Regions from separate parts of the Homo sapiens genome. Here all the other regions are linked to region 3. A link is a loop called in an ENCODE intact Hi-C map of the cell type or tissue named here. Cell type or tissue: ascending aorta. All regions are shown on one strand.

Region 1 (8,000 bases), 420 kb after region 3:
TCCGATTTCCAAAGAGTGATATTGACATTTATGGAGATTGGTGTTGTAACATATTTTGATAAATACTAACTTATTTTGTTGGGGTTTTGGTTGTCTCTTGTCTTAGGACCTGGTAGTTATTTGCTTGATTTTTTTTTCCGTTATTTTCTACATAGGCAAAGAGAATTCGAGGGATAGACAGTCTCCAAGAAAAGTGAAGTGGTGGGAGAGAATTGCTTTTTTCTTTTTTTTCTTTTCTCTAGTTTTTCTTTCTGGCTGAGATTTCCGTGCAAGACAGCACCCAATAGACTATTTAGAGTTGACATTTGACATTTTAATGGGCGCCATGGCTCATTTTGTAGATTGAGAAGGTGCGTCTCCCCTGCTCCAAGTCTCATCATGACAGCGTGCTGACAGCTGGGAGTCTGTGGCCTTCCTCACGCAGAGGCCTTAAAGCTGGACACAGAAGCACGCCTAGGCTGGGCAGGGATGGGACCCATGCCCCCTCCTTAGAGGACGGGCTTCCTGGTTAGGAAAGGACACGTGGGGGTGCCTTGCATAATAGTTCACTGGTCACCGTGCTTTTATGAGTAGTGTTTTTGTGCACTTGCCAGGGGTTTTCTCTCTGTGTGAGAGGGGAGTGATTTAAGCAATGGTGTCTGGAGTAAGCCTTACAATTTTAATAGACTTTTTCTTATCATATCCCTCATTTCTTTCCCTGAAATAAAAATACACACAAGCAAAAAAAAAATGATAGTTTCACATCTCTTAGTTCCCTTGCCCAAACAAGAATATTCTTAGTTCCACTGGCCAGGATTTTCCTACATAGTCAGAACTTACACATTACTAGAGGCACACCCACCAAGGAGTATTGTGTCTACTTTTATCTGTGCACCAGCCACAAATACCCACATTGGAAAGACCCATTTGTGATGGGTAAACATCCCTTCCTGTCTCCCACAACCCCTGTGACTGCCCTGCATGTGTTCATGACCTCCGAAGGCCCAAATTCATGAAGCAGCAAACCCAGCAGATCTCCACCCCCCTGCCTCAGGACCTCTGCTGAAGAGGGGGATGAAGTGGGTCTCCAGGGAGGCAGTGGGGGCCTTGTTGGCAGCTGGCTCGGGAGCCGGCTTACAGGAGGGCAGCTCTGCAGTTGGGAGGGGCACCGTCCGGAGGAGACCAGGCCTCTACACACCCCCCACTCTACTTATCATCCCTGCTCACACACCCTTGTCCAAGGCTTTATGCATCGGATTTATTTTTCCAAATCAAGAGGACAGTGATAGATGCATTTTCCCCAGGCTGTCTCAGAAAGGTCGCTAAATGTATACTGTTGTCAGAATTGCTGAGATCTCCCCCCACTTTTGGTTTTTGCAGCAGTAAAAACTCTTTCCACTGTGACTTATTTTCTCTCTCAGGCAGCCAGCCACCTGGTCCCTTGTGCTGACTCTAGCACAGTGGCCAGGATCCAATACGAGTCCAGGGGTGACCGCAGGATGGTGGGGGCAGCGGGCTTCTCCACCTACCCCAGCCACCAAGGCCCTGACGCACTGCCTCCTGCACCTTCAGCACATCCCTGTGCACAGCTGGAAGGGTGCATGGCCCGCTCACCTTTGTTCAGATGGGTGGAAACGCTGATGATACCAGCTCCTCCCTGCCGTGCCCCTGCCACGGAGCAGGCATTGTGAACTGGCTGGTGTTTGCAGTCCCACGTGGCATGGCCTCCAGCCCAACCCACAGTGGAGACTGGAGACAGGGCAATGAGTCTGGTGGGGGGCACGTGGACATGCCCCATAGGGGCCCCACCCAGACTTAACAGGCAAGGTCCTGGGCATTGCGCGACGCAGGACTCAATGCTAAAGCAAGCCTGCCTGGCTCTGTGCCAGGGCCCCTCTTCTGATTCACACATCCCATTTTTACACAGACCCTTCCTTCTTAATAAAGGCTGACAGTTCTGTTGGCAGCCAAGAACCCACACCATGAAGACAGGGAGTGAGGGGCCTTTGTGCCCAACTCCAGCACAGCTGCGTTCTGGGGTGTGTGAGAGGCATGTTCGTGTCTGTGCGCTGGTGGTCTCGTGAGACAGTTCCGAGGACGGGGAAATTGCAGGGTGGTGGGGGCGTGAGGCTTATATGTGGAACTGATGCAGAGTTCGCCTGCAGACGGATCTGGATATACACTATGTATAATTGTTACGTGTAATTTAAAATATATCTGTTTGCCATCGTCATGAGAAGATTATATGTAAGGCTCTGAAGGGAGAGGGAGATGTACATTCTGCCAGGCTCCTGGGGACCTTATCCGAGTCATGAAATTGATTACTGTTGATCCAGTGGTGCAAGAAGCTACACTCCATGTGTCATCACGCTTATGACTCCTAATGTATTTTTAAGGCAAAAAATGTCAGCCGACTCCATCTTCACCCCTCGATTCCTCGAGTCCAGCCTTTCTGTGCCAGTGCTTCACTGAGCCACAACGCTCTCGCCATCGGGACCCGGCTGGGCCTGGAGTCTCGGGGCACAGTTGCCATGGAGCCCTCCTGGGTCATTCTACAAATGTGCTGAGTGCCAGCTGAAAACCCCACAGGAGATGGAGTACCTTGGCCAAGCTTAAAGAGAAGATTTTCTCAGGGTATTTATTAGTGTGTCCAGCAGGGTCAGGAAGCAGGATGGAAAGATGCACTCAGACTGTTAATTTATTAACAAGGCAAATGATTTTGTGTTTCTTGATGACAGACTATTAAGTTTGGGACTTATTTTCCCATTTGAGAAGTTATAATATATATTTAAGATGATAAGTTTCCTGCTTAAGTTGTGCCTTTCAGCTTCAATGAGTTTAAGGAGCACTAAGGGTAATGATACCAATGAGGGTTGGTTTATTATCAAACCTGAATAGCTGTGGTTTCTCCAGTAAATATTTTCTTCTACTGAACATGGAGCCATTATTAAGAGTTGTGTGTTTTTTATTATGTACATTTGTATATTTTTTTGCTTGTTTGATGTTCTATTTTTCTAATAGTTTTCTTTTAGTTTCTTAAAGTTGTGATACTAGATTTAGATTCTGATGCTAACTGCAAATCAGGTTGGTCTCTGCTGGGTCTCTCCTGCTTTTATTTTACTTTAAGGACAAGTGTAGTTGTCGTCCACCACCTTTCAAAAAATGTGAAACTGCCCTGCCTCCCCTTTTTGCTGACAACACTGTGTACATTGACCACTTCCTACCATACTTTATGTTGTAAAATCAAACTCTTTTGTGGTACATTATCTCATGCTTCTGCAAATTCGAATAAATTCTATGGCTTCCATGTGCATGGTGTGATCTCAAGAATCCTAGTGGGTCTCTCCTGGGACCCAGGCCTGGAAGTGCCCCATGGAGAGTTCCAGATCCCGCTCTGCTTCCCCACAGCCCGTGACTTTAGTCCTATCTTCTCACTTTCCTGTAGCCATTTGGGGAAAATCCTTATTCCAACAATTTGAGCCTCAACCAGAGAATCCCTTGAGCCCCCATTTTGGATCTCTGATACTGTCTGCAGATTTATTTGGCTTTGGGGCCACAGAGGTCTTCCTTCCAACCAAGCTGTTGGGATAAAGCAGCTCAGAGGCTGCCAGTTGTCAGGCATTTGCTGAAGGACTTGGTCTCTGGCAACAAAACGCCCTCACCTGTTGCCGCCCCAGTCTGTGCTGGCCTGCACATACACTATCCTGTTAGAGGGAGCAGAGTGCATGCAGGGCGGAGGGGCTGTCGGGGAGTGTAGCTATCCTGGTAATTGTTACTATCTCACTCCCTCAACTCCCTTGAGAAAGGATCCATTTTTGCACTAGAGGCAAATTCAGTCAAGTGAGCCTTAATTCCCAGACAGTAAAAGGCAGTGATTCACAGCAGCTATACCAGAAGATCTGCTGCCCAGAAGATAAGGTTTGACCTTTGAGTTTTGTCAGCTGATGGATGGTGCTGAAAGCAGACACCCAGGGAGCTGTGCAGAGAGGAAGGCAGGCGAGCTGCTCTCCGGGCCCCAGCGTGCCTATGATCTGGAATATGTGATGAGCGTCTGCACCTGAAAGCATCATGCACATTTCGTGTTCCTTGGCCACACAGAAAGCCAGACCACAGAGCTTGCGTGGTGGGTAAGCAAGCTCGTGCAGCGTGCCCCTGGGACACAGGTTGGGCGTGGTTTCTGGCCCAGTGTAATTACTGCGGGAGGTTCTGCTGCTGCAGAACCTGATTCACAAAAGGGGCCAGCTTCGCAAAGCAGCCCAGAGAGCCTGATAGATTCCAGAACTGGGAAATAAGCATGGGGCATGCCTTGTTCCTGGATTTTTGTATGTGTCCTCTGGTCCCTAAGGATGACTTTGAGCCAAGTGCAAGGTGGACCCCAGTTCCTGCAGCGCCACACTGCCACCTAGTGGCTACTGCTTGGTGCCGCACAGACAGCTTGAAAAGGCCATGCCAAGTCTTTCAGCACTCTCTTCGAAAATCCTGACCGGTGGCTCCTCAAGGTCCTGTGGGGCGATGCCAGGCTGTAGGCTTGAGGGGTACCACCTGGAGAAAGTTTTCCCTTGCACATTTTGGTTATGAAGCACCTCTGGTCATTCAAAAGCTGCCTCCAAATGGCATTCGCAGCAACAAGGAAGCCTGTGGAGCCATGGCCTGGGGTGCTGGCCTGGCTTCCAACTTCAGCCCAGCCCTTACACCACACAGACCTGGGCAGGGTCTGAGGCTGCAGCAGGGAGGGCTGGAACCAACTACAGATAATCCCATCAACCCCTGTTCAAAGGGAACAGTTCAGTTTTACCAAATTAAGCCTGTCCACTCAGCCATAAATACAGCCATTTAAAAAACACAACGTGAGGAAAAGTCTTCAGGAATGAAACAGGCAGTATGTTTGCTGATGAGGGGAACAGCTTTTTGGCTCTTGGTGTGGCTGAGCACTTAATCCCAGTGGATCTGAGACTGCGTGGGGAAGAAAAAGCTGTGCTGGGTGGGACTTTGCCATGGATGCTTTTAAATTCTCCTTAAAACAATGCACCTGATGATGAGTGCCAGCTGGTTCTGAACCGCTGCTCCCACAGTGCAGGAGGAGGGACGAAGCCCAGTGCCTGCCGCGTGAATTTGGCGGTGCAGTCATGTGAGAAGCCGCTATGCACAGTCAGCAGCTGCGTGGCAGGTGCTCTCTTCGTGTCTGTGGTGTGAGTGCCTTAGAGGGAGGAGGCATGGGCACCCAGGAGGTCTGCAGACATACAAGGGACAGGGCTGTCTGAGCTCGGAGCTGTAGGGCATCCCGACCCTGCCTGGCGCTGGCACTGGAAAAAGCTTCCCGACTTAGTGAGTGAGGAAGATTGGCCTGCATCATCACGCTGCGGTGGGAGTGACCCAAGCCTGGCCTCAGAAACACCAGGTGTCTGTCTTGGTTTTATTTTATGAGGTTTGGGGCAAGAGGTTTGAAAGATGCAGACTGGCTAACAAAAATGTATTTAGCAAATTTAATTTAAGTGAATTAACATGCTCTGTCTTAACCACCAGAATGGCTTACCAGCCTTCGGGATTGTGTGTAGTGTGTGTGTATCTGTGTGTGTATGTAAGCATTTGACAGACTCTCACGTGGGCAGGATTCTCACCACTTGGTGGTTACAGATGAGGTGACAGGGTGCAATCCCAGAGTCATTGCTCGAAGTGTACACACTGATGCAGCAATGGCTTTGAGAACATCCTTCAACTTCAATCGCAGGTGGGAAGCTGTCCAACCATTTGGTTTCCACCTGTGCTTAACTCCGTAACTCCCTTCTTGCTAGGGGGATGCAAGTCTCCCACGAAGGGAGAGCCAGCTCTCAGGGCTCCTTGGCACAGAGGAGGTCAGTGAGTGAGTTGACTTCCAGAGTCTCCTCTGCCTACTGCAAATGAGCCGTGGAAGGGGACACCATTCTCCATGGACAGTGGAAAGCTGGCTCTAATCTCACCTCCTGCTCGTGTTGGTGGCTGCCACCCATTTGCTCCTTTGTTATGTGGAGGTGCTGCCAGCTGCCTTGTTTACCGCATAAGGTGGGGTAAGGACAATGGGAGGGGGTCATTATGAAAGTGAAGGGTGCTCAAGACACCCCAAAAGAAACAAACAGGTTAGGACACGTGGCCAGATAGATAGATTATTAATAACTAGATTGCCATCGATATACTGGGATGACCCAGAGGTGGCCCTGGGGTGTTCCCTGTGAGGTCCGGAAGTGAATTTGTGTCTCCAAAGGGTCTGTTGTTCACTACTTGTTCAGGAGGGACTTGCTGATCTCGCTGAAATAGCTGCCACTCCCACAGACCCTGCAAAACCACCACAGGGAACCTGCGAACCCAGCTGTCTCCCTTGTGATGGTGCCAGACACCTGTGGGACACTTCGAGGTCCAGCTGGCTAAACCGGCTGCAGCCCAAACTGAAGGCCATCGGGATGGGGGGAGCAAGCACTTTCAGGTTGAAATGAGTGAATGACCTTTTATGTCCTCCTTCCAGCCAACTCCAGCGCACCCGGCCTTGCAGAGCAGAGGCACTGAGCTCCCAAGTCCAGGGGAGGGGCTGCTCAAGCCCCCAGGCTGGAGGGGTGGGCGCAGGGACCTGGGACCTGCGGAGTCAGGGGAGAGGGGGTCTCTACAAGACTTCTCTCACGGACCATCACCCAACCCCGGCACACACAGAAAAGGGGTCCAGCCTGCAAACGCCACCCCCCTTGCCTCCCTGCCTGGGATCCCCAGCCTGAGAGGGACAGGTCTCCAGTTACATCAAGTAGATATCGCAGAAAGTCCCTCAAGTTTATTTTAATAGGCTTTAAACACAAATATGCAACACAAACTGTAGGGGCAGGAAAAGGGATGTTGTGACCCCATTCATTCAACTAATCACGGCCAGGGCTGCCCCCACCCCCATCCATTCTGACATCCAGCCAGAACCTTGTCCCAGCATGTGGTGGGCAGGGGCGGCGGTCGGGGGGCAGGCCGCCCACGCATCTCCCAAATGCCACGAAGAGACAGGTGGTATCTGGTGGGTCTGTCTGAGGCAGGTGCAGAGGCTGCAGCATCCGAACGTGGAAACGTCGCTCCAGCCTGGAAGGGGACAGAGGCAGACGCCACGTGGAGAGAAATCCGAATTCTGATGGTGTGGGGGGGTGGAAGAATTGAGAAGGAGGCACAGCAGCTGCCGCCCCATGTGTTTCGGGAGCGGTGATGGCTCAGATGAGGAGCCATACATGATGGGTGTCCGTAACAAAAGAAAAAAAACAAACAAACCACGAAGCCAGGGCCACGTGGAAATTAGCTCAAGTACCCAAGGTCAGGGCAGGTTAGGGCAAAGCTCTCACCGAAGTCCACCTAATGAGGAATTACTTAGTGCTAACGATGCTACAACTCTGACCACAGCAGCCTAATACACTGTACCACGTTCTAGCATCACACGGAAGTCAGTATTGCTGTGTAACTGCATTTAGCAGGTGCGGCTATGTAAGCGGTTCCTAATTCGGACAGCTAAGCTGTAACTGAATTTGTGTTTGCAGGTTGTGCCTGCTACTAGAATAAATACTTGTGTATTTAGTCAATGTGGCAAGATCTACTCTAATGGAATGCCCAACTCAATATCACAGTATCATGCAGAGCCACTAAAGCAAAGAGAAATGGTGGTGTTTCCATGTGGATTTACTGTGTACGTCCCCAGAAGGAGCAAGACCCTTGGAGGTTGGCTGGAGATGCACCTGAGGCCCGGAAGCCCAGCGTGGACTCATCCTAGGGCCAGGGACCATGTCTGCCTTCACGTTGGCAACACGTGTGCCGAGCAGGCGTGCCCTGGACAAGCCGACCCCGTCCGCGGGCTGTTTTCTTCCCCGTTCCATGGCTCCGGCCCCTGCAGGACCCCCTCATGGTTCTTCTCGCCTTGGGCACGCTCAAAGACAGGCCTGTGCTCAGGACAATTTTGGGGGGGTCTCAGGGAGAAAGTGCAGGGTCTTTGTCACATACAGGAAACAAGGGCATCATCATCATCACCATATCTG
Region 2 (8,000 bases), 480 kb after region 3:
AATCCTTGTGTAGCGCCTGCTGCATTTAGAAGCTTCAGGAAAGCACAGAGAGAAGCAGCCTTGCACTTGGCACACCCGGCACCCAACCCAATTGCATCAGGGGACACAGGGCCCCCAGAGCCAAAGCTTGCCCATGGGGAGTGCAGAAGTCTCTCTAGGGAGAAATTCACCCTGGAGTGGAAATTTCCATCTTTTATCTTTGGTTTCAAGGTGCTACACACCGGATAGTTATGAGAGTCACCTTTACAGACTGCTTCATCGGCATTATCTTCTTTAATTGACTTTCCATTTTATGAAGGGGAACTTGTGGGACAGAGAGGTCTACCAGCTCGCCCCACCTGAACCTAAAGCCCATGCTCAGAACTGCCAAGCCTTGGAACCCCCTAGAAACTCATCTATTTCATAGAGAAGCATACTCTGGGATTGGCTTATAGCATTTCAGGGCTACAGACTTGACAGCCCTCATATAATTCAATGCTTTTCTATCTTAACTAAGACCAACATATCTTGCTAAAAGAGGAGGAAAGGCAGCAGGAGCTATAAATTACAGGGGGTAACACTGCACATTGTTCTAGCTGAACTATAACTCATAAGCATCTTTCAGTTCCTGAGTCTCTGAAGACCCAACCTTCCTCATGCTCAAGTCTCTCGGCCACTGAGGGCAGGGAAGTGTCCTCAAGCCTGTGGTTTGCAAACTGTGTGCTGAGGCACCCTGGGCCACTGCAGCAAATCACAGGGCACTGCAGGGTTTCTTCTATCAATACTTCCGAGGGAAACACACCAATGCTGCCTCCCTGTGCTGGTTTGGGGGATTCAGAGTTTTGACATTAGCTCATCACTAGCTCACACTTCATCCCCTTTCATGATATCATATCTTTGCAAAGCTGAGGTTTTGGCTGCTGCTGTGATAAAAAGTATGCAGTGAAAATCAGTGTGAAACAAGATGCAAGGATAGCCTTATCCAATCAGATGCCAAGGTCTGAGACGTTGTGTGGGGCCCAATCACAAGCAAGTCATTGTGGTTCCTTAAGAATAAAACAAAAATATATTGTTTTCTTTCCATTTATGTTCAGTTTTTCAAACGGCCACAAAGTTGTTAGAACATACACACTTAAGTGGCTTAGACTTACCTCCTTTCTAAATAGAGCTGGGAGGTATTTATTTGGCCTTGATACTGTGAAAAAAAATTACTGAGACACTGTGGTCGCTGTGAATTGAGAATTTTGGAACCTCTACCCTAGGCCTCTGAGCTGCCCCCACAGTGTCATCAGGGGCCATCTCCAAGGGTCTCTACCTCTACAAGGTGGGGAGGGGCAGATTCCAGAAGGGGATGAGGCAAGGTCTCCCAGCTGTCTCCACCTCCACATCCCCTGGGAACTGACCTGAAGGTCAGCAGAGGTGAAACCTGTTCTTTGGCAGCTTCGCTCAGGAGGAGAGGCCTCAGAGTCACCTCCAACTGAGGACAGGCCCTAAAGCCGGTGAGTGGAGAAGGGGGTCTTTGCAGTTCATCAGGTGAGGATTTTTTTGATTAAAAAAAATCCTTTTTGATAAGGTAGTTTCCATCAGTGGGGAAGGAGGCAGAAGGTCCTTTTAAAGGAACCATGGGAGTCATCGAGGAGGATGGCTCCCATGTGTGCATGTGTGTGTGCACACATGTACAATGTGTGCATGCACGGGAGGGCAGCCAATCACATGGGACCCATGGCTCCACGGGTGAAGGGTGGTGAGTCCTTCCTTAGAGAAGAACAGAAACAGTCCCTGGCATTGGGCAGGGTCACCAGTGAGTGTACCAGGAGCTTCCCTTCAGGAAAAAGTGGGGGCCACTCTCAACACGGGTCTTTGAGGCCAGATGTGGGCATCTGGATCATGAGGCGTGGCCACATTGGTGAAGAAACAGATGGGGACACAGAGGCTTCAATCATGGAGGCCTTGGCAATGAGGTCATCACTGCAGCTGTCACTGTGAATGCTGCTTGGGGTGATACCCAACAAATAGAAATTAGGCTCAATCTCCATAAAAACAACAACAATGGCAAAGAGGAAGGATGAGACTTCTCCAGCAAGCGTCTGCGGGGAGTGGGGCCACTTTCTCCCCTCCCGCTCCTCTTTCCAGCCAGGTCACATATGGCTCCCATGGACCTCAGCTTTCCAGGGTTCCTCACACCCTGCCTTTCCTAGCCGACTGTTGGAAGAAGCCTACATCTGGCGTCAACCCCTGGGCTTCTCCTGGTGGGGGAGAAGGGGTGTCCGGGTGTAGGTGTCCCTGCAGCAGTAGCAGGGTCCTGCTGCTCCGGATCACACACTAGCAAGTCTGGGAAGGGGCCTGTTATTTGTTGTTTCCCCACAAGCATCTGCTGTCCTTAGAGAGGAGAAGAGACCATTGCAGACCTACTTTAATGTTAAAAGAAGTCACAGAACTCACAGGGGAGAAAAAGAAAACATTTTAACAAAGGGAGAGAGGAATACAAAGGGTTGGGGAAAGCTATGCTTGGATCTCACTATTCTGTCCACTGCACACCTGAGGGCCTGTGGTCCCTGGGGAAGTTCAGCCTTCTGCCTATCCGCATGGCTGGCTACTTGCCAAGGACACCTGGGATTGCTCCAATCCCTTCACTCACGGAGGAAGCCACACCTGCACATGGTGGGCTGCTCCCAGGACCACACTAGATGGAGGAGGAGTGCTCACTGGTAAAGAGAATAGCGGGCAATAGGAACAGACCATGTGTATTTCAGCTTTGCTGACTGATTCCTGGGGAAAGAGAATAACAGATGGTCGAGAGGGAAGATGGGATCAAGCAATGAGAATATGGCAAATACCTGGTCCTGTCCTTGACCTACGGTGAAAGCCACATCCCCAGGGTTTGGGGATCATTTTATTTGTAAGGTCTCCGTGGTCCAGACTGAACCAAACCGTTTCATCAGCCAAATATTAGAAATTTCAACATGAACTCTCGTATTTTTAATCCAACCAGATTTGTGCTTTTGACCTTGTTCTAGATCACAGAGTATTTCACGACAGGGTAGACAGTGGCAGGAAGCCATGGAACATCTGCATCTTGCAGACAGCACCTCGTTTTATAAGAGGGGACCCAGATAGATCAGTGCAGACTGATGTATGAGCTGCCATCTGCAAATAGCACAGTCAAGACCTGATGAGTTCCACTGTGAACTGTTAGGAAGCTGTCTTTATAACAACGGAGACGTGAAAATTATGGTTCCCCGCTAAGGCTACAGCAGCCCACCACTGTGCTGGGTGAGATACTTCATTCATCTAGGCAGGTTTGCACTGGCTTATTACAGGAGGCATAATTGCTTTTGGTACACATTCACAGGAATCAGGAAAAGACATTCTTTATGCTCCTCATTGTCAATGCCCTACTTACCAACTTCATCCCTGATGTTTGCAAGTTCGATTGACAGCTCTTTTTCTTTCACAAGGGCACTTTCATTCTGAAAAAACAAAAACGGATACCGAGAGTCCCCTAGTTTTATGCTAGATAAGCACTTTCACATGATTAATTAATGAATCGTATTAAGCAAATATTTATAAGTCTAGTCCTTAAGGAGATAATTTTCACATTATATAAGCATGTAAAAACTTACAAAGTCAAGTCTGACTCATTCATTTGTATCCCATTCAAATGGCAAAGCTTGCATCATAATATTAATAATACCCGTGGTTGTGTTTTTGTCTAGATTACACTCCTGTATATCATCCTGCATTAATTCTTTGCAAATTTGTGTCCCACCCATTAATCTATTGCCATATATTATTGTACAGTGTTTATTATTATCACTACTATGAGATTTCCGACCATTAAAAAAGTCTGTGCCATATTTCTCTGAGGGCCAAATGCTTGTTTTACCAACTGTTTTTTAAACTTACCCTTTTGTCCATACATGATTAGCTACTTAATCAATAATAAAGATCAGGGCAGAAGGCTTAGCATGAAACATTTCTCTTTGTAATACCACCAACAACAATATTTAAGGTTTCCAAGTTTTTTGTTCCACTGTCAGCATCAATAGATGAAAAAAGGAAATCTCAGGCTTGAAATACCATTTAGTGCAAAAAATGCCCCGTATAACTAAATGACTGCTAAGTTGTTTTCAAATCAAATACATCCTCTGATATAAAGTAGGGAAGTAGTTGAAGATGTGCTGAATTTGTAATCTGCGTTATTGAGTCACTATAAACAGCATATTATGATTTTATTACTCACAATTACCAGAAAAGATGTGCTATATAAATTCTCTTCAAGTTTGAGATACCAAAACTACAGGCCTTCAAAGAAAGTCTCTGTCATTCTGTAGCATGGACTCTCGAAGCAAAGTGATTTCCGGGGAGGGAATTTTGAGTAAAATGTGGACCGAATACCTAGCATGAGTATCATCGGGGCCTTGAGAATGTTCTTTCTTCCTTAACCACCGTTGCCTTTGGTTTCAGCACCTCTGAAGGACGTGTGTGGAATGTGACCAGACAGTTCTCACAATATTGTTTCTGGTGTGCTGTTTTTAGACGCAGGGAACAAGTGTGCTGCTTTGGGTTGGTGGGAGGGTCTCGGGTTATCCAGAGGGCATTTGCTAAGCTGTGTCATAATATTCATCATGCCAAAAATAAAACTCTATTTCATAATACACTGAGAGCTATTTTCATTGTGGGAGTCAAAAATTATTAGCTAATAGTTTCCTTAAGAAAATGCAGCAATAGATCTGTCCCTGAGGGAAATGGACCCTGCTATAGTCTGAAGGTATGTGTCCCCCTAAATCCCCCTAAAATTCATGTTGAAATCCTCACCTCCAAGCTGATGATATTAGGAGGTGGGGCTTCTGGGAAGTGATCAGGTCATGAGGGTGGAGCCCTCAGGAATAAAATTAGAGGGATCCCAGGGAGCTGCCTTGCCCCTTCCTCCGTGTGAGGATACAGCCAGAAGGTACTAATGTTTACGGGAAAGTGGCCCGCACCTGACACTGAAACTGCTGGAGCCTAGATCTTGGGCTTCCCAGACTGCAGAATTGTGAGAAATAAATTTCTGTTATTTATAAACCACCCAGTTTATAACATTTAGTTACAGCATCCCAAAGACACTAAGACAGACCCAACGGACACCTCCCATCTCATTTCTGAAGTTCTCTCCTTCCATCCCAGCCCATAGCATCCTTGTTTTCCCTGAATTTCAGAGTTAACAACTACATCTGAGAGCATGTATTTTATTGCATAATCCTACTCTGTATCTCAATATTCCTACTCTAATGCTACACCCACTGTGCAGGGTTGTCATGAGGATTAAATTAATGTATGTGATGTAGTTAGTGTCCAGCATTTAGCAAGCTCATACAAGTGTAAGTTGTTATTATATTTCTGTTTCCTTTTATTTCATTTGCAACTGGATAACACCCTATATATAATAGGTGCTTTTCCATATTAATTATCTAAATGCATTTAGAATTTGCATATCAGTCTTATACTTTTTTTTTTTTTTTTGAGATAAGATCTCGCTCTGTCACCTAGCCTGGAATGCAGTGGTGTAATCATGGCTCACTGCAACCTCTACCTCCCAGGCTCAATGTATCCTCACACCTCAGCCTCCCAAGTAGCAGGGACTACAGGTGCATGCCACCATGCCCAGCTAATTTTCTGTATTTTTAGTAGAGACGAGGTTTCACCATGTTGCTCAGGATGGTCACAAATTCCTGGGCCTAAGCAATCTGTCCAATCTGTGGCTGCCACAGTACTGGGATTACAGGTGTGAGCCACCGTGCCTGGCCTTATGCTCTGTTTTTGTAAGCACCTTCCTGGTCTGCCCTGATTTTGCTTAATTTTTGACGTGGTTCAGAGATTGGAGAAGCCAGAACAGGGAACATGTTCTAATCAGACCGATCACAGGGATTACATACTCATTCTAACAGCAGTATAATATGACCAGATGACAATCAATGTGTTCCTGTAGGTTAAGCAAATTTGGTATTTTGGAGAGCACTAATTTTGGTACTGACCCTGAAATAATCTTAACCTAGTGGAAAAACCAACTTGCTTTTACTGTCAAGAATAGTTCTGAATACTCATATTCTCTAATTCCTAAACACGTTCCTAAATAATTATCTAAACACAGCCAGAGAATTGAAATAGTATGCTTATCAGTCCAGAAATAGCATTATACAGTGTTCACTCTCAGAGTAATGAGAGTTGCAAAGACTTAGACTGGGCCAGGCAGTGAACAATCAGAAAATAACAAAAACAACAAATCAACTCTAATTTCTAACTGAAAGCCAACATCTCCCCCAGCTCCCTGTCATGGCCCCTGCTGGACGTTATCAGAGTCATGCCCTAGGGATCTCTCACATCATAACAAATCAGTCCACACTCCCAGCCACAGAAGAATCAGGCCTGTGGGGAAGGAGTGGCTGGAAGGCCCTATGAGAGGGACAGGCCTCTTCGGTATGGCGCTGACTATGAGGGAGACTGCTGATGAAGACCTTCAGACTTGTATCACTTTGGTGAAAACCTAATGCTGATGTTTTGTGGTCAGGCCTTCCCTGTCCATCTGTTGCTTTAGGAGAAACACAAATAAGATTGATGGAAACCAAGTGAGAATGTAAAAAAAAAAAAAAAGCAAGAAAAGAAAGGAAGGAAGGGGATGGGGAGAGAGAGAGGCAAGGAAGTGGAAAGGAGATAGAAGTGAGATTAGAGACCTTGTACCATCTCCATTTGGGGAAGCAGAGGCTATTAAAACAGATCACGAAGACCCAATGAAAATGACCCCATCCACCCTTTTGCAAGTTCAGGCTCTAAAACCAGCCAGTTCCAAACTATAGTCATTAGATGGCTTTTCAAGGAAGGGTTGGCTGCCAAAATAAGCAACAAACCTGATGACTCAAATGTCAAGGAAAATAACTTAACTCTGGCAAGTTCTGGCTAAGTATTATTTACTAATTACTACAGGTGATTCATGCTGTCCACCACCAAACACTCTCTGTAGTCCAGGCACAATGTTAGGTAAGCCCTTTATGTCATTTACTCCTCCAGACACTGTCCAGAGCATCCCGGGTCTTATTTCCCTTTATGGAGGAGGAAACTGGGACTCTATGGTGAAGTGGCTGGCCCCTGCACAACCCACCAGGAAATGGCAAAGGCAGGAGTTTCCACCCATCGTCCACACTCTTCATCAAACACGAGCACACCAAGATTTCCCCTCCTAGCCATGCTTAGATAGATGCAACAACAAGATCCAAATTGCACTGAGCCTCGGCCTGGATCTGAGCACTTATTACCATGAAGCTTTTCATGTCTGACTGGGAGAGAGGCAGGGTCCGCTCCTGACTACTCTGTCTCAATGAAAGAATGCCCTGGCTGCATTCACATCCCACTCCACAGCCTGAACTGCCTGTCTGTGTCCTGGGTGTTGTTTTGTGAGTTGCACATTAGTCTGTTTCCAGCGTCTGGACCCATTTCAGCATCGCTTACTTGGGCTATAACTTCTGAGAGAGTAGTTGTTTAGTTTTCCCCACCAGCTTCTAGAAGGATGCTGTCTGATGACCTCTGAATATGTTGCTGCTGAAGATGCTGGCACAGCTCTGCTCTGGCTCGCTGAGGCCAGCCTGCGCAGTTTGGCGACAGCCCTTCCTCCATAAGTGCTTGTTTTTGAAATGATATCAACTCTTCTAATTTATGAATCCTCTGCATAAAGTAAGTTACTTTTTGCTTCCTGCAAGCCAAACCAGAATGACGTAGTACCACCCTGCAATGAAATGAGTCAATAGCTGTGACTGCAGGAACACTGTTCCTTAGGCAAGAGTGAACTTAAAGGAATCTTCCATTTACTGCTCTTTGCCTCAAAAAGTTATTCCTCCATCCATCAAGGTTCAACAGAATCCAGTGTGATCTTGCAAGGCCCTTAGGTTCTGTTGAACACCCGGGACTCCCTTGGAAAGGATCTCAAGTCATTACTCCCCTCCATTCCCCAAACTATGCCTGGTCTGGGTGATGACACTGTGGGTTGA
Region 3 (8,000 bases):
CTTAATGGGACTTAAAGCACCAAATATCTATAATCTCTCTGACTCCCACAGAGAAGACCACCCTGTTTGGAGCAGCAATACTGCTCCTTAAAGTAATATAGGTTGAGCATCCCTAATCCAAAAATCTGAAATCCAAAATTATCCAGAATCTAAAACTTTTTTGGTTGCCAACATGCCACCACAAGTGGAAAATTCCGCACCTGGCCTTAGGTGACAGATGGCAGCTAAAACACAGTCAAAGCTTTGTTTCAGGCACAAACTCATTTAAAATATTGTATAAAATTACCTCCAGGCCATGTGCATAAGATGTATATGAAACATAAATGAATTTCGTGTTTGTTCAGACTTGGGTCCCACCACCAAGATACCTCATTATGTATATGCAAATATTCCAAAATCCAATATATATATATATATATATATATATATATATATATATATATATTCCAAATCTGATAAGAGATGCACACCCTGTAGAGCAAATCCAGATCTGTTCTGAGTTGGAAGTTCAGAAACTAATTCAGCAATGACTACACTTCTGGTGCTTGCAGTATCCCATAATTAGTTGGATGTCATAATAATCCCTATTCTCTTTTTTACAATGGCACTCTTACATCTTACAAAATACTTTAAAGGATTTAATGTTATTTTAAGAATTTTTGGATAAGTTCTTTAAGCCCACTGACAAAATTGAAACAATCCTGGGGGCTTGTGAAATCTGGGTTGGAGATTGTAGAACTTTGTTTTTAGAAGTATCATCTTTCCCTGAATCTTTCATTACCTACCTGATTTATTCAACTCTAATTTTGCAATAAAATGGAATTCTTTTTCTCTCAAATTTGTTTCCTTAAATCAGAATACCCAATCTAATTCCCATCTGTAGATCTGCAGCTTGTGGAATCATTTCATGTCATTCTTTTTAAATTGGCCAACAGCATCCATTTAACAAGCTATTTCCCATAGCAAAGATATCCTTAGTTATGATTTTGGATTTAAGCTGCACTAAAATATAAGGAAATATTGAAACCTTTGAAGAAAGCACTAACTTTACTTCCTTCTTCCAGATCTAGGGATCCCTGGTTACTCCTGAATTACTCCCATCATCCAAAGCTGCTCTCTTCTGCTTATATATAATTTGAGGGAAGCACAATTCTAAGAAGTTACGAACCACCCCTAAGTTATGACTTTTCTAAACATTCCAAGTATTATGATGACTTTCAGACTGGAGATTTGTGCTATCTGCCCAGTCAAAGTCAGCCAGCCATGGTGCATTCAGAACATGTGTTGTCAACAAAAACTGGCATCATAGAAGTGGCTAAAGGTGTACCTCACAGGCCTGGCATCAGGTTCATCAGAGGCACTGCACGTTGAGAAACAGTGGGGTAAAGTGACATCACCAAGGTGAACAGGTGAAATTCAGCTCCACCTTCAAAAGTTATTCTTAGGGAAGAAAATCATCTCTTCTCTCTTCCTCCTTCGGCTCCTGTTGGCCGGTGCCTTCCTGAACCTGAAGAATATCTTTGCTCTTTCCAACTCCCACATTCAAAACAGAGTCTTACAACTCAGCCACATTTTCTGCTGAGCCAGCCAGTGGGAACAAACACCAAGGTCTGTGGCAACCAAAGGTGTATGTGTGTGTGTGTGAGTGTGTGTGTGAGAGAGTGTGTGTGAGAGAGAATGTGAGTACATATTTATTTGTGTTTGTGTGTAGTGTGAGTGGGTGTATGTGTCTGAGTGTTTGCATGTGCGTGAGAGTGTCTATGTGTGTGTTGATATGTGCATTTGTGTGTTGTGAGTGTATGGTTGTGTTTGTGTCTGTGTGTGTGGTATGAGTGTGTGCATGTGTATCTCTGCATGTGTGTTTTTGTGGGGTTTGTGTGTATGCATTAATGTGTGTGGGGGCGGTATGTGTGTGTTTCTGTGTGTGTGTGTGTATTGCTTTTCTTCTAGTCTCCTCCTCCACGCCATCAGCCCACGCAATCCACACCTCATAAAACAGAACCCACATCTCCATCCTACTACAAGGAACTGGAGAAAAAAGAAAAAAAAACAAGCAACAAACCCTCCTGCCAGTCAGAGCCCAAGGAGAAAACTGGATGTAGATTTCAATCCACCCTCCCAGGTCTGCAGGTGTGAGAGAAGGTCACCTTTCTTGAATATCATGACAGTTTTCAGTGTGTGTGACTCATCTATGTTATTCCAGTTCTCCTTCATTAGGGGGATAAAATGCTTTTCTATATTTAATGAATGCCAGTGATTCAGGAGTTTGAGAGAGGTGGGCCCTAATTAGTCAAGCAGGGTTTCCATTACACAGAAAGCTTGAAAGGAAGGATTTTGGCTATTCCTGTGCCAGCAGCCAGAAGCCCAAGCCACACCAGAATAGGGAGGCGTCGTTTTGTTGTCAGTCACCAAGAGAACCAGAGAAAGAGTTGTGAAACCAGGCTAAGGCCCTGGCACTGGCTTCCTTGTCTGTAAAATGTGAGTGCTAGACTGGAGTTCTGGATCTCTGCCAGCTCACAGATGATATGACTCTCTAAAGTATTTGGTCAATATTAGGCAGTCCCCACTGGAAAGCTGGCTTAATAGACAACTTGCAGGCTTAGTCCTGAGAAAGCCTCATGACGTTACTAAGGAATATAGTAGAGAATCCAAAGAGGAGAGGGAGAACTCTACCTACTTTGGTGGAATAAATAGGGTTTTTTAATGAGAGAAGAGTAAGCCCTAGCCCAAATTGTGTAGCAGCCACGGTTCACGTCCAGCTCCTGCATAATCCTTTTTCCCTATCAATCTCAGTAAAGGATTTAAAATCAGTGACTTCTTGTTTTGATGGTTTTGAAGTCACTGTTTTTCCGTCAAAGGGGTATGTGCATTTAAGTTTTATTTTCAGCTGTGGGGTGGAAGGCCTCTCTCTGTGGCAGGAACTGCAGGCATGAGCAGTGGCTGGGGGAATGGGTGTGCACAGCTGCAGCCTCAAGGTCTCAAGCCTGATGTCCTTACTTCTGGTGCAGGGACTTTGTAGATTGGGAGGCCCATTCTCTCTCTCTCTCTCTCTCTCTCTCGCTCGCTCTCGCTCTTGCTCTGACTCTCTCCCTCTCTGCTGATGGCTTATGCTTTCCCTCAAGAAGCACTCAGAACTTTCTGCGGCCGCTCCTTGCTGAGTACAGCTGGCAATCCAGATGCCCCAAGTCCCCCAGCAGGAGTCCTTCCCAGAGGAGTCCTTCCTCCATGGAAAGACACACCAGGAAGCCCTCCTTGGCAGAGGGCTGCCCTCTTTTGCCCTGAGCACCCTGGAGCGAGGCTGGAGTAGCTAGGAGCATGATGAGCAAGTGGGGCTCTCCTCTCTGTTTGCATTCCATTTGATGAGGCAGCTGGCGAAGCTTCTCCCCCGTCTCAGCTGCAGGGTGAGCAGACTGCGGCTGCTGCCTCTGATGTGCTCACCGGAGCATCACCTGCCTCCAGCCAGGAATTCCACCTGTTCCAGTGACACCAAAGATGTGAAGGAAGGATGTCCTCATCCACCTCAAACAACTCCCAAATGAATTTCCTTCTTTTGAGGGGGCTAGCGACAGGAAAAAACATGGCATCACCAGGCACTGAGCACTTTAAGCAGACAGAGCCTCTTGTAAAATAGGAAGCGGAGAGCCTTTAAGTCGCACATGGCATTAGCTGCCATGTCTTGAATTTGGGCAGCCAGTCCAGGCAGGCAAACCCAGCTGGAGAGGAGCAGGACAGGGTGCCCAGCAGGGGGCGCTGTATTGCACGTGCCCCCGGAGACAAAGGCTGCCAATGGAGGGGTGGGTCCTAGCCCCAGCAAGGACGCCAGGAGTGTGACTCAGGTGCTGTTGTTGGTTAGAGGAGTGGCTAAGGCAGGAGAAATCCTGAATCATGCTGTGGCCACGTGGCACCAGGATCACACACTTGGTGAGATTGTGCTCATGCCCTGAGCCATTTCCTCATCCAAAACAAATATTTGAGTTTAAAGAGCTGAGTAAAGCTGCAGAACGTTTTGTAGATTTATCACATTTTCTCTGCTGCAACTAGAGGCCTTGGAGAGCCTTACTTGTGGCAGTCCACACAAGAACCTTGTTTCTGTAAGTAGTTTGCACTGAAAGCCAGTGACTTCATACATAAAGAATGTTCTCTCTGGCTGGCTCGCCCAGTCTCCACTTCTTCTGTTTTGTTTGTGTAATTGGTGCCTAGACAGAATTTTCAAAAGCATTCACCCAAAACTGAAGGGCCATGGGGTATATGGCTTGGGAACAGTCTCCTTCTCCAGCCTCGCATGCCATTCTAGGGCTAGCCTGGCGTTCCCCAGCTCAGAGAAGGAACCCAGCAAGTGCATGACTGTTGGAAGGCAGGTGTTTGTCCTGTTTCTGTCGCAGGCATGATATGTGATCTGGGTGACTTACTTACCCTCTCTAGCTATTAGTTTCCTAACCTGTAAAAATTATGTCCAAGATCCTGTCCAGCTAAACTTTTAAGCCTGTCTGGATTAGGCTCAAGGCATTTTGGGGCTTGTGGAAGCAGCTCAAAGTTGGATCTGTGGTTTGAGTCTCCTTGGGGTGTCCTCTACCTAAGCCAGAACTCGGGCTCTGGAGCAAATGGAGCCAGTCCTCAGAATCACCTTGATATTTCATGGGCCTTTCATGTGGGTTTTTAAGTGACTTAAAAACCCGGGCTGTTAGAAAAACAACAGCAACCACCAGAGACCATCTGGAACTAGAAGAGTCTAAGGGAACAAAGAAAGAGGGAATCTAAGAGGACATGGGTAAAGGGGGATTCCTCAGAGCAACTGCTTCACAGCAGTCATTTTATGATGAGATTTCCATTTTTCCAATACTCGTATCTCCAAAACACATATTCCGTCTCTCTCTCTTCAGAGATCACATTGCCTCTGCCTTTTGGCATTATCTGCCATGTCTCAAATTTAATCAGCCTTTTTTCCCCTTTGTCTTGGCAATAGAACCACTGGTCTCAATGCTTAGACTGTGAGTCTTGCAGTTCAAAGAGAGAATTGAGTCAGCAGAACAGGACTGACTCAGCATTCCCAGGTTGGCCACAGTGGGGCCAATTCTCTGGTCCATATTTTGGCCTAATTCCCATTGAAATCCAATGCCCAGTAAGAAGTACAAGCTTTACATCTACAATTATGAACAAAGGTTTTTAAGCGGCTACAGGGCAAAAAATAGGGATCTGCATCTCTCTATCAGCAATTACCCTAGACTTATTATTATAATAGCCCAACTGTCCGTGCAGTTGCTCACGTGGGCCCAGGGGCCAGGCCATTCCTATGCATGCCCTCAGCTCAGCCCTCCCCACTCATGGCTGATGGGATCAGGCCTACCACTCATCATGAGTTAGGGAGGAGAAATGAGAAATGGAGAGCTGGAAAGATTTTATGTGTTCTTCTTCCCCTACTACTCACCACTAGTTCATGTTTTTATTACTTAGTAGTAAGTTATCCTGAAGAAGTACTTTACTGTTACAGAAATAGAAGGAAAACCAAGAGGTATTAAGAATGCTGAGTCATCATGGGAGCTTGGACGGAGTGACCAGGGGTGAAGTTACAAAAGGTGAAATGTACATCTCTGGGTATCAATAGTAGGATATTCTGGAGATTGAATTGCCCCGAATTACAGCTTGTTACTCGAGAAATAAGGGCCCAAGGGACCTGTGGTGGAAGTGGTAAGCTATCTAGTGATTTGCAGGGGTTATCAACCCTGGATCTGCATGAGAAATGCTCCACAAAAATTAGTCACAGCTATACCGCACCCACTGAACGACGGTTTCTGGAGGGCGGGTCTCAGGCATCAACATCTTTAAAGGCTCAAGATGATCTCAATGCACAGCTAGGAATAAGAACACCAAAACATAGCAAGTACTTTTTTCTCCACTAAGGAAGGAAATTAAGAAATGTCCCAAAAGCTGGAAAGAGACTGTTATAGCATGAAATAAATAAAATTCTATTTTTTTTCTTTTGAGGCGGAGTCTCGCTCTGTCTTCCAGGCTGGAGTGCAGTGGTGCGATCTCGGCTCACTACAACCTCCGCCTCTCAGGTTCAAGCGATTCTCCTGCCTCAGCCTCCCAAATAGCTGGGACTACAGGCGCCTGCCACCACATTCAGCTAATTTTTTGTATTTTTAGTAGAGACGTGTTTTCACCGTGTTAGCCAGGATGGTCTCCATCTCCTGACCTCGTGATCTATCTGCCTCGGCCTCCCAAAGTGCTGGGGTTACATCCGTGAGCCACTGCGCCTGGCCAAAATTCTATTTTTATAAATTATTGATGCTAGTAGCAAGTAACACTCATTATGTGTCAAGTTGTGCACTAAATGCTGAACTTGCATAAATTCACTTAATTCTGATAATCCTTCTGAAAGGACTTATTATTATTAGACCCATTTTACAGAGAAGGACAGCAAGTCTTACATGTAGTGACTTGTCCAAGGCAAACAAATTGAGACGTAGCAGGTGAAAGGCGCATATGTGTAAGGAGTGTGGAAAATACCAAGATAAGTAAAACATAGGCTGACTCTCAAGTTGCTGGCTTTGAGTGTCAGAGCAAATGACCAAAAGTCCAAAGCAACATGACAACTGTCATAGAGCTACAAAGTGATGGAACCACAGGAGAGGCAGAATTAGTCAGGACTTTGTAGTGGAGTTTGAGCCTTAAAGAATGAGCTCCAGATTCTGCTAGGCAGGGATGGCCACCCACTGGTGGCAGGAGGAGGAGATTCCTGGGAAAAAGCATAGTGCCTAGAAATCCAAGAAAGCAGCTGAAAGCTGGCAAATGGCCTGGTCAGATTAAGGTTAAAAAAAGAAGGTAATATAAGGCTAGGAAGGGCAGTTGTCCTAAATTGTGGGATTTTAAGTGGGATCTAGGAGGAAACAGGGCACCCTGCAGGTATCTGCACAGGGCATGTGATGGAGCAGTGTTTCCAGAGGAGCTGCCAACCTGGGAGCCTCTGGAACCTCCTCTAAAGGGGCGTGAAGCAGGGTTGGACCACTGCACTCCCAGTGGACCACAGAAGAAGGAAAGAAGGCTGAAGCCATCTGGGAAGATATTAAGCCTACAGCCCTCATATTTGATCATGCCGTCTTGGAGCTACTCTACACCCTCCCACAAAGCCTACCTTATTGTCAGGAACCACACCCCTGGCCCTGTCAGATCACTGGATTACCCCATGTATCATTTTTCTTTGTTAGCTGAGGTTGCTGTTAATTGTTTTTTAATGTGAAAGAGGGTGTGCAGCTATGTTCTATATGTATTTTGGATTTTTGTTGCTCACATATTTATTTAGATATTGCACTTTTTCTTTGTCTGTGATGACACATGATATTTGATTTTTTTCATGAAGGGGGGAAGTGAAGAAAATGAGAATATGGGCTTCTGAGCTAGGTGAGACTTCCTTATATTTCCATAAGCAAAGCATATCAAATTTTCCATGGGAGAACCTCTTGGGATTCTGGGGGTGTGGCCTATTGCAGCGCCCTAAAAGGATACATTTCTTTGCAGTTTTGTGTTTTATTTTTAAATGTCATGTAAATCCTCTAATCCCATAATATATCCAACCCTTCCTGTTATGCTGTACCAGGTTTATCCTGTGACTTGTTGACCGCTGGCTCACCCCTATGGACCTGTTTCTGATGAGAGGCCATCCTGATTGTTTCTGTCCAGGGCTGGGTTATTGATTTGGACATGAGTCACTTGAAAGACAGCTCTAAACTGTCTATTTCACTGTGATCAAAGAAACATACATTTGACTAAGAAGCCTTATGTCTTCTTTTTATTGTATAGCTTAGCAGTTGCAAGATGTTAACATATATGTCACATTGACCGCTGCGTGGAAAAATGCTCTCCAATTAAAGATCTCTTTGTTTACAACAAGGTCCATGGAGACAGATTGCTAACAAAGTCCAATCGCCCTCTCCATTGTGCAAAACCTACATGCAGGGAGTCTAAGGAGGGAAGAGGAGTTTTAGAGGGAACAGAGGGGGGTT

The links. A loop is a pair of places that touch in the nucleus more often than their neighbours do. Peaks named below come from ENCODE experiments on the same cell type or tissue, not always from the same donor. Only the 100,000 strongest peaks of a DNase experiment are listed, where the experiment ranks them.
Region 1: it touches region 3 in a loop (3-fold over the local background); 13 of 110 quality-filtered maps call a loop at or near these places.
Region 2: it touches region 3 in a loop (8-fold over the local background); 2 of 110 quality-filtered maps call a loop at or near these places.

What each region holds. Positions count from the first base shown.
Region 1 is chr13:29,504,700-29,512,699 of GRCh38, reverse strand. MTUS2 (microtubule associated scaffold protein 2) reads right to left here. Exons shown (of 16, transcript NM_001033602.4): 16 at 6,753-8,000. It overlaps SLC7A1 (solute carrier family 7 member 1), which reads left to right. Exons shown (of 13, transcript NM_003045.5): 13 at 1-3,286. Among named protein-coding and RNA genes, the nearest start is that of MTUS2-AS1, 21 kb to the right of the region's middle. In ascending aorta, a CTCF peak has its summit at 4,395 (motif pointing left); a DNase peak (open chromatin) is centred at 4,379; H3K4me3 peaks cover 511 bases; H3K27ac peaks cover 371 bases.
Region 2 is chr13:29,435,432-29,443,431 of GRCh38, reverse strand. It overlaps MTUS2 (microtubule associated scaffold protein 2), which reads right to left. Exons shown (of 16, transcript NM_001033602.4): 9 at 3,383-3,449. Among named protein-coding and RNA genes, the nearest start is that of MTUS2-AS1, 48 kb to the left of the region's middle. In ascending aorta, no CTCF peak of the experiment used is centred here; DNase peaks (open chromatin) are centred at 4,511, 6,962 and 7,667; H3K4me3 peaks cover 976 bases; H3K27ac peaks cover 4,287 bases.
Region 3 is chr13:29,920,111-29,928,110 of GRCh38, reverse strand. It overlaps LINC00572 (long intergenic non-protein coding RNA 572), which reads left to right and starts at 1,460. Exons shown (of 2, transcript NR_047501.1): 1 at 1,460-1,608. In ascending aorta, a CTCF peak has its summit at 3,724 (motif pointing right); DNase peaks (open chromatin) are centred at 2,450, 3,360 and 3,840; H3K27ac peaks cover 3,980 bases.